2 separate regions of the Homo sapiens genome follow, and region 2 is linked to region 1. The links are chromatin loops, found by intact Hi-C in ENCODE. Cell type or tissue: Calu3. All regions are shown on one strand. Region 1 has its middle 110 kb from the start of CENPE. Region 2 has its middle 9.2 kb from the start of CENPE.

Region 1 (5,000 bases):
GATTGTTTCATGGCCAATTGTGTGGTCAATTTTAGAGTATGTACCATGTGCAAATGAGAATGATGTGTATTCTGTTGCTTTTGGCTGGAGTGTTCTGTAGATGTCTTTAGGCCCATTTGGTTGTGTTGAGTTGGGTCGTGCATATCATATCTTTGTTAGTTTTCTGCCTCAATGATCTGTCTACTACAGTCAGTGGGGTGTTGAAGTCTCTCACTACTATTATGTGGTTATCTAGGTGTCTTCATAGTTCTCTAAGAACTTGGTTTTTGGATCTGAGTGCCCCAGTCTTGAATGCATATACATTTAGTATGGTTGATCTTCTTGTTGAATTGAATACTTTACCATTATGTAATGGCCTTCTTTATCTTTTTTGATTGTTGTTGGTATTCTTTTCTTTAAGAATGCTGAATATAGGCCCTGAATCTCTTCTGCCTTGTAGGTTTCCTACTGAAAGGCTCATGTTAACCTGATGAGGTTCCTTTTGTAGGTGACCTGCCCCTTCTCTCTAGTTGCCTTTACTATGTTTTCTTGCACATTGACCTTGGAGAATCTGAAGACTATGTGTCTTGGGGATAGTTATCTTGTATAGGATCTTGTAGGAGTTTTCTGCATCTCCTGAATTTGAATGTTGGCCTCTCTAGCAAGGCTGGGGAAACTTTTGTGAACATTATCCACAAATATGTCTTCCAAGTTGCTTGTTTTCTCTCCCTGTATTTCAAGGATACCAATGAATCATAGATTTGGTCTCTTTACATAATTTCATATTTCTCGGAGGTTTTGTTCATTCTGTTTTATACTTTTTTCTTTATTTCTTTCTCACTGAATTAGTTTGGATAACCAGTCTTGAGCTTTGAGATTCTTTCCTTAGCTTGGTCTATTCTGCTGTGGTCTACTTGTGATTGCATTATGAAATTCTTGTAGTATGTTTTTTAGCTGTATCAGATCAGTTTTGTTCCTTCTTTTAATGGCCATTTATTGTTTCAGCTTCTGCATCATTTCATTGTAATACTTAGATTCCTCGGACTTCAACTTTCCCTGGAATCTTGATGATCTTCATTCCTATTCAAAAAATTGTGAATTGTATGTCTGTCATCTTAGCTATTTCAGCCTTACTAAGATACTCTGGCTTTTTGAGTTGCCAGAGTTCTTGAGCTGGTTCTTTCTCACTATGTGGGCTAATGTTCCTTTAACTGTGATGTAATTTGAGTACACTTTTATTTGATTTCTTTTCTGGATGTTTTCAGAGGGCCAAGGCTTTGTGTAGGGTCTTTATTTGTAGCTGACTTCTTGTCCTTGGTTTCACAGGAGGGCATATTAGCAAAGTATTTTTGGTGTTGAATTTTGGGCTTTGATCCAGTAGATGGTGTTTAAGCATAATGGCCAATAGCTAGGCTCTTGCTTGGCCACGTGGCTCCTCTGTGTTTCCTCATGATTGCGGCTGTGCTCCCACTCAGTGCTTTGAAGTTGTGGGCTCCTCTCCTCCTTCAGTGCTGGCTGTAGATCTTGGCTTGGTATACCACAGCCCTGGAGTGAGCTCAGGCTTTATGTTCCTTCCCCAACTTGGAGGCAGCAGGGCAAGGGGCCTTGGAAGTGGCTGTGGCAGAGGCAGAGGGGCTTTCATTTGTTTCTTGGGGCTCCACTCAAAAGAAAAGCAGAGCCGCTGCCAATTGGTGTGACTGGCCTGGGGTGGGGCAGCTGTGTTGTGAGCCCAAGCTGTGGGGCCCTGCCTGGTGATGAATTGGGGGTGGGGAGCTCACAAGGGAGATAGAGTGGTCTCTTTTCCTTAGGGAGACTGCAGCTTGCTGGAGTTGTGGGTAAAGCCTTCAGGATCTTTGTTCCTTCCCCATTCTAAGGGCAGTACCACTGCAGTGGCAGGTGCAGAGGGACTTTCAGTTGCCTCTGGGAGCTCTATCTCAGAGAAATGCAGAGCCACTGTTAATGGAAATGTTCAGCCATTTCCATGTCCAGCCACTGGAAATGTTCAGCAGTGCAGGAGTGGCTGCACTGCTGGCTTGAGCTGGGGGGCCCTGATTGGCGAAGAGTGGCGGGGGGGGGGGGGGGGGGTGGAAGGATCACAGAGAGGAGAGACTGGGCTCCTTTCCATATGACAACAGTGAAGTGGCCTCATTGTTTGGGGTGACACCCAGAGCTTTTGGTCTCATGGCCAAGGAAATCAAGGATGTGACACACCAAGGATGAGGTTGAGAATAGAAATTTAATAGGAAAAAGAAAGAGAACAGCTCTCTGCTACAGAGAGGGATCCCAGAAAAAGGGTTGCTGTACTGCAGTGAAATGCAGGGGTTTTTATAGACGAGCTAGTGGGGAGGTGGTATCTGATCAGCATAGAGCATGAAAAACCAGTTAGGACCAGGTGTGCTATCTACTTAGGGTACAAATCTCTGGTAGCCCCCCACCCCAATGTTTTATTATGCAGGCAGTTCCTCAGCTTGAGCTATTCCATGTTGCTTATTTCTTTCTTACTGTGCATCTGCTAAAAAGGGGAGGTGGAACCCCCATGGTGGACGTGCCTGGTCCTTTGTAGCCCTTTCTATCTGTGCAACGGCCAGCATCCCCTCATGCAAGCTTCCAGCTTCCTTATCTATGTTTGCAGCCCAATCTTCCAGTTGCTGTTTGTTAGAAAAGAAGTGATTTCTTGGGCTGCTTTTTGTGAGAAGCGAAGTTCTGTCTGGGACTATTTGCCCTCACTATCTGTCTAAATCATTTTTATCTACTCCTGTATCAACATTGGTGTGCTGGAATTGCAAGTAAAGTTCCTAGGCTCTTAGTCGGGTGGCAGCAAGGTCAGAATCACTTCAGTGGCAGTGACAGAGCGGCTGTTGTTTGCCTCTGGAAGCTCCACCCCAGAGAAACAGAGCCGCTGCCAGTGGGAATGTTCAGCTGGGGGTGGGGCAGCTGCTCTGCAGTCATGAGCTTGGGGCCCTGCCTGGTAAAGAGTCCGGGGTGGCGGTTCACAGGGAAGAAAGTCTGGGCTCCTTTCTGCATGATGGCTGCCATGTGCTGGGGTGCCAGCATAGCGACCACACCCTTTCTTCCTCTCCCAGACCGAGAGCAGCAAGGGCAGTACCACTGAAGCTGCAATGGCAGAGGGACTTTGGGTTGTCTCTGGAGTTTCCTCCCTGGAGAAATGCAAAGCTGCCACTGACTGAAGTATTCAGGCTGGGGCAGAGTGGTTGTGCTGGGGGCCCAGGTGGAGAGGCCCTCCACGGTGAGGAGCAGCTGAGGCACGGACCTGCATCGAAACAGACTGGCCGCTTTTCTGTAAGGCAACGGAACTATGCTGAGGGTCCATGTTAGATTCTAATCACTGCTTTTCCTCTGGAGTCCGAGGGTAACAGGAGAGAGGACTGTGTAGCAGCAAACATGAGAGCCTGTCTGCTGCCTCTGGTAGCTGCGTCTCAGGGAAGTGCAGAGCTGTTCCCCGATGGAGAGCTCAGGAGTGGTTGGGGTGGCTGCATTACGGTCCCAGGCCAGTGGGCCGTGTCCAGAGAGGTGCAGTAGAGGTGAGGCCTGCTGTTCATCCACTGCTCAGTCCACGGATTCGGCCCCTATCCTGGGGGCATGCTAGGGATCCTGGCCTCCGATGTTGCAGGAGCTGCAGCTGCTGGTGCTGGGATGCCCAGGGATCAAAGAGTCCCGTACTTCTCATGTGCCTGAACTGTGACTGTGCCCAGACTCCACATGGCTGTCTTTTTCAGTCTGGAGGCCCCGGCTGGGGGAGAGTCATGGGGGAATCTCTTGATTTCAGGGTTGCAAAGTTCCGTGGCAGAAATGTGGGTCCCTAGGAACTCTCACTAGCTCACTGTTTCTTCGCAGTGGGAGTCTCCCATGGCTCTGCGCCACTCCTGGGTGGGTGGCTGTCGTGTCTCACTCTTCTCTGTTCTACATAGGTCGTGTTGCTTCCTTGATGATTCCCAGTGCGTCCTCCTGGAAGATCCAGTTGAAGAGCTAGTATTTACTCAACACTCTTCTCTCTGTGAGAGCGGCCCACACTAGTTGCTCCTAGTCATTTATCTTGGCCGGAATCTTCTCTGTTCTCTGGTTATCTCCATGTCTGCCCCCTGCCAACACTGACACATTAAAAAAAAAAAAAAAAAAAAAAAAAGATGCCTTGGAACAGTTCCAGAGGATGAAGTTTTTTTCTCACTATTTATGGGAAACGGGGAGCTTCGCAGCCAAGCTCCTCTTCAGCAGCAGCACAGACCCCTGCCTCTTGCCTCATTTCTCACTTCCACCCTGGAAGTTGCAGAACACGCATGTGCACTGCACAGGCCTGTGAAGGTGGGATCAGCACGTCCTGCCAGGCACCATCTCCAGCGCAGGATACTGGAGCTCCCTGTTGAGCAGTGCAGGTTATATAGAATAGGTTAGGAGTTAGGGCATAGGGCTTGGGTTAGGTGTTAGAATCTACATGGCTGATTCTTGCTTACACTGTTGAATTTACTTTTGAGGACTAACCTGAAAAATGGTTTCTCAGATTCCCTTGAATCACAACTTTACAGATATTTTTTGACATTTTGGCAGTAACAGTTTTTATAGTGAAGGTAATATAAAGATCAGGATGAGATAATACAGTCACCAATAAAAATATGAAAATTGTGAGCTTGAGAAAGCTGACTCTGGGGATTGAGAACATGCTTTGAAAATAAGACCAGCTATTATACATTTAGATGTTAAAACTGAATGAGATACAGAAATCAATTTGAATTTTTGGGTGTCAAGTTGATATACTTCAAGTGTCTAATTGTTTTCTAATTGACTATAAGATGATTTTATTTTTCAGAGAAAAATACTGTTGAGAAAACAGAGAAAGATTTTCTTTTGCTGCTATTTTTTGCTATTAGTTTAGAGGAGCTGAAGGTGGCAAAGTGATAAAAGAGTGCCTCAGGATTCACACAAAACTTAATAGATATTTGACTCATAAACCCACGGTGTGGTAAACCTATTCCCAGGTCAGAATACAACAGTCTTTGAGCTAACTT
Region 2 (5,000 bases), 99 kb before region 1:
TGTCACCATTTTCTCATCCATACAATGAGATAATTGGATGAGAAAATTTCTAAGGGTTTTTTTCAGCTTCAATAATTCTATAATGTCTTCATTAAGGAAAGAAAATTGAATCGCTAAGAGAATAGATTTTAAGTTACTCACACAAAAATATGTGAGGTAATGCATATATTAATTAGCTTGATTTAGCCATTCCACAATATATACATACTATTAAACTCATATTGTACCCCATAAATATAAGTACTTTTTGTCAGTTAAAAAAAATAAAAAAATTTTTAAAGGAAACTTGTTCAAATTGAGTATGGATGAGTGTAAAATTGAATACAGATTTGTGAGGGAGTAGGAAAAGTGATCTGTGTTACCAAGAAAATCTAAGATAGTCACAATGTGGCAGAGGATGATGGCAGCCCACCAAAATCTATTCTCTTCTTTCTGGCCAGAAAGCAAGATTACATTCCCAGCCTGCCTTGCAGTTAAGGGCCACTTCTAGGCCTATATAGAATTCCAGGGGTGCACTTTTCCTGCCTCATCCTTGGTGAGCATCCTTTCTCCTTTTCTTCATTGATTCTTCCAAATCCTGACCACTTTCTTCAAGCCCAGGTTTCATCTTCATCTTTATTGAGAAATCAGGACCATCAGGCAAGATGTCTCAACTTCCAGGTTTCCCACCCTACCTCCTGCACTTCTACTGATTTATATCCTCACCAACTCTTCCCTCTTTTCATGCACGTCCAGAGTGAAGTGTCTGTGGTGTCTGAGATGAGCCCTTCCATTTATGTCCTTGGCTCCTTTCTCTCCAGTGTCCTCTACATCCTTGCTCAGGCAGTTATTTTCTCTCTTATTTCAGAAAAATGCTAGAAAATAACAAAAAGAATCATCTGTAATTTCACCTTAAAAATTATCTAAATTGCCTAGTGAATGTTCCTTCTATTACCCAGTCATCAAATTTCATCTTCCCTAAGGTAATCTATGTTAATTAAATTTATATTTCTTGAATATATGCAATAAATCTATGTGGATAACCAGATGTTTTCATATTTTCAAGAATAAGATTATTCTGTAATTGATCTAAAATTTGCTTTTTACACTAACAAATCAATATATAGATCTGCCTTTTATATTGGCTGCATAATATTCAATTATATGGCAGCATTATAGTTTATTCAACCATTTCTTTCTTTTCTTTTCTGTTTTTTGTTTTGTTTTGTTTTTTTTTGGAGATGGAGCCTTCCTCTGTCACCCAGGCTGGAGTGCAGTGGTGCGATATCGGCTCACTGCAACCTCTGCCTCCCGGGTTCAAGTGATTCTCCTGCCTCAGCCTCCCCAGTAGTGGGGATTACAGGCACCCGCCACCATGCCCAGCTAATTTTTGTATTTTTAATAGAAACAGGATTTCGCCATGTTGGCCAGGCTGGTCTTGAACCCTTGACCTCAGGCAATCCACCTGCCTCGGCCTCCCAAAGTGCTGGGATTACATGTGTAGGCTACCGCACCCGGCCTCAATCATTTCTTTATGTATATTTAGATTGTTTCTAATTTTCAATATTGCTTATAATACAAAAATCCATCTGCATATGTCTTTCCATACTTACGCTTTTATTTTCATAAACTAGATTGCTAGAAGCTAAAATGCCGACTCAAATGATGTGCTTGTTTTGAATTATAACAAGTACTACCAAATTACTTCTCAAATAATTTGTACCAATTATATTACAACCAAGAGTCTGTGAGTGTCCACTTCCCCATTTCTTCATCATCACTGGGTACAAATCAATATTTCTAATTTTTGTCAATTTTATAGGAAAAAGATATTTTATTTTCATGTGCAATTCCCTGATTACTAGTAGGATTGAGCATCTCATCACTGTTTATTGGTAATATTTATATCTTATTTTTTGCATTGTACATTTGTACTGTGTAGTCCTTTGCTCCTTTGCCCAGTTTTTTTTCATATGGATTGTCCTTCTAATTGACGTGTTATAAGTCTTTAAGTATTACAGATTACCTATCTAGCAAATATTTCCATTTGGTCAGTCATCATCTTCTAAATTGTCTTTGTGTAAGGTTTCTTTATAGCGTCCTTGTTTTTGTCCATTTGGGAAATTCTTCCCTACTTTGAGGTTATAAACATGTTTTATTACTTTTTCTTTTAACTTTTGTTATTTTATTTCTTTCATTTACAAATTTAATTCTTTCTTGTGGCTTTTGTTTTTAACTCTCTTGATGGGTCTGTCCACTCAGTGTATAAATATTTTAGGTCTTTTTTTTAATATATATAATTTGAAAGCTTTTCTTTGTGTTACCCTGCATGTATCTGAAAGCCTTTCTCATTTCTTTCTTTTAGTCTATGAAGTAATTATATTTACTGTCTCACTTCTTTGTTTTCCATTTAATCTTCATATACTTATAATTTGGCTTACAATCCTACTGTCATGTTAATACAATTAATCTATGTGCACCACAGTAAGTAAATTTCTGAACCAAATGGACATTTTTCAGTGCTTTGGGGCATTTTTAGTGCCTTTGGGCATTAGGTAGTCTCCAAAGATGGCTGCTTTGATTTTCTCCCCTCGCTGTTGTGCATTCACCACTCTAACCATCAAAAGATGGATTCGATTTACCCTCGTCTTTAATCTGGTCCTCTTTCTTCCTAGCACAGTAGTCTCAGGATAGCTAAATTTCTTACATGATGGCTGGCTTTGCAGAATAAGATGGAAGCTGCTAGGCCTCTGAAAGTTTAGGCCCAGAGCTGGCAGAGTCATTCCCACCGTAATCTCTTGGGCTAACTTCACAAGCCCAAGCTAGCCACGTGACGAGGCCACATGGAGGAGCTCTAACATGCCAGACACGAGTGAAGCCTCTTTGACCTTCCAGGTTAGACCAGTTTCTGATCAATGCTGCTTTGTAAATTTCCCTGGCTAATGCTGCATAGAGCCAAAGAAGCATCCAACTAACTCCAGTTGATCCCCTAAATTGTGAGAAATAATAAAATTCAGTCTCTTTGGTGAATAGTTCTAATGAAGTTTGACAAATACACGGAATTGTGTGATACTCACCAGAACAGTTCCATCATCCTCCAAAATTCTTTTGTGCTGCTTGTTTGTAGTCAACCCTCCCTTACATCCAAGATTTGGAAACCACTGATCTGTTTTGTGTGCTACTTTTGCCTTCTCCAGAATGACATAAATGGAATTTTACAGTTTATAGCTTTTTGAGCCTGATTTCTTTCACTTACGTTAATGGATTTCAGATTCATTGTGTTATTGTATCAGTACTTTGTTCCTTTTAATTGGTGAGTAGGATTCTGTTTTTTGGATTTATCACAGTTTGTTTTATTCAATCACCAGCTGAAGGACATTTGGGACATTTGTTTTCAGTGCTTAGAAATTTTGAATATAGCTGCTAGAAACGTTTATACACTGGATTTTGTGTGAACATCACTTTTTATTTCTCTTGGATAAAATATCTAAAATTTAATTTTATAAGAAATTGCCAAACTGTTTTCCAAAGTGGCTATACCTTACATTCCCACCAGTAGTGAATGAGTTCCAATTGCTTCACACATCCTCATTTGAGTTTGGTATGGTCATTAAAGAAAACCCCTAGACATTCTAATAGGTATATAGTAGTATATCATTGTGGTATTAATTTGCATTTCCTTAGTAATTAACGATGTTGAGCATATTTGCATGTGCTTACTTGCCATATATATATATATATCTTCTTGGTGAAGTACCTGTTTAGATAGTTTGCTCACTTCAAAAAATTTGATTGTTTTCTTACTTTTGAGTCTTGAGAGTTCTCAATATATTCTGGATTCAAGTCCTTTACTAAATATAGAGTTTGCAAACATATTCTCTCAGTTTGTGGTTTTTCTTAACAGTGCTTTTCTCTTAACAGTGGCTTACACACATCAAATGTTTATAATTTTTTGAAGCCCAGATTGTAATTTTTTTCTTTCATGAATTGTACTTTTGGTATAATATCTAAGAACTCTTGGCATGACCCAGAGTTACAAAAATTTTCTTCTACGCTTACTTTTAAAGTTTTATAGGTTTACATTTTAAAGTAGATCTATGGTCTATTTTGTGTTAATTTTTATATAAGGTGTGAGATATAGGTTGATATTTACTTTGGGGCATATGGATAGTCATTTGTTCCAGCTCATTTGTTGAAAAAATTGTCTTTACTCCATTGAATCACTTGTGTACCATTGTAAAAAAAGTCATTTGATCTTACTTATCTGGTTATATTCCTGGACTCTGTATTCCATTTCATTGATGAATGTGTCTATCTTTAGTTGTTACTGTTTTAAGCCATTAAATTTTGTATTTGTTTGTTATACAGCAAAATGTAACAATATGTGACACAGTCACTGTGAAGAACTTTGAAAGGGCTGAAATTTTACTCCTCTTGAAAGCTAACAAGTTAGTCTGCCACAGTTTCATGAATCCTGGTGGAAGACTCAAGACTTCTGGGACAAGGATGAAGAAAAATTTACTAATCAAACCAATAGCCATAGCCAAAGTATTTGCATTTTTGTGTTGGTTTTCTAAACCCCAATTCCCATAAGGTGATGCAAAGAGGGCCAGGTAACACCTATACACACAGGTATAATTTAATCACTGATGCACAAGAGATACAGTAATACCACTATTAGTATAAGTGGTAAGTGACATAGTAGTTCCACTGATGTATTTCAGCCTCCCCTTCTTTCTGTGGCTGATTTTTTTTCCAGAATGAGGTCAGACATTATCTTCCAAGCAGCCTCTGGTTATTTTATCTTCTGAGTTCCTGTAGCATCATATGTAGTATTATGACTGAGTATTTTATCTTCCTTATTAGGCAGTGAGCTCTTCGAGAGTAGGCTCTAACTCATTTTCCTTATACTCTAATTTGTCAAACTATTAAAACATTTGATGTACTTCCTTTTGAAGCATCTGTTGATACAGTTACCATGCCTTCACTATCTTGATGATTTCACAAGAAATGGAACAAAT

What was found. Peaks named below come from ENCODE experiments on the same cell type or tissue, not always from the same donor. Only the 100,000 strongest peaks of a DNase experiment are listed, where the experiment ranks them.
Region 2: a loop joins it to region 1, with 2.1 times the contacts of the local background. A loop is called at or near these places in 2 of 110 quality-filtered maps.

What each region holds. Positions count from the first base shown.
Region 1 is chr4:103,304,124-103,309,123 of GRCh38, forward strand. No RefSeq gene overlaps it. Among named protein-coding and RNA genes, the nearest start is that of CENPE, 110 kb to the left of the region's middle. RefSeq lists an enhancer at 2,745-3,262. In Calu3, no CTCF peak of the experiment used is centred here; a DNase peak (open chromatin) is centred at 2,888.
Region 2 is chr4:103,205,053-103,210,052 of GRCh38, forward strand. No RefSeq gene overlaps it. Among named protein-coding and RNA genes, the nearest start is that of CENPE, 9.2 kb to the left of the region's middle. In Calu3, no CTCF peak of the experiment used is centred here; a DNase peak (open chromatin) is centred at 2,819.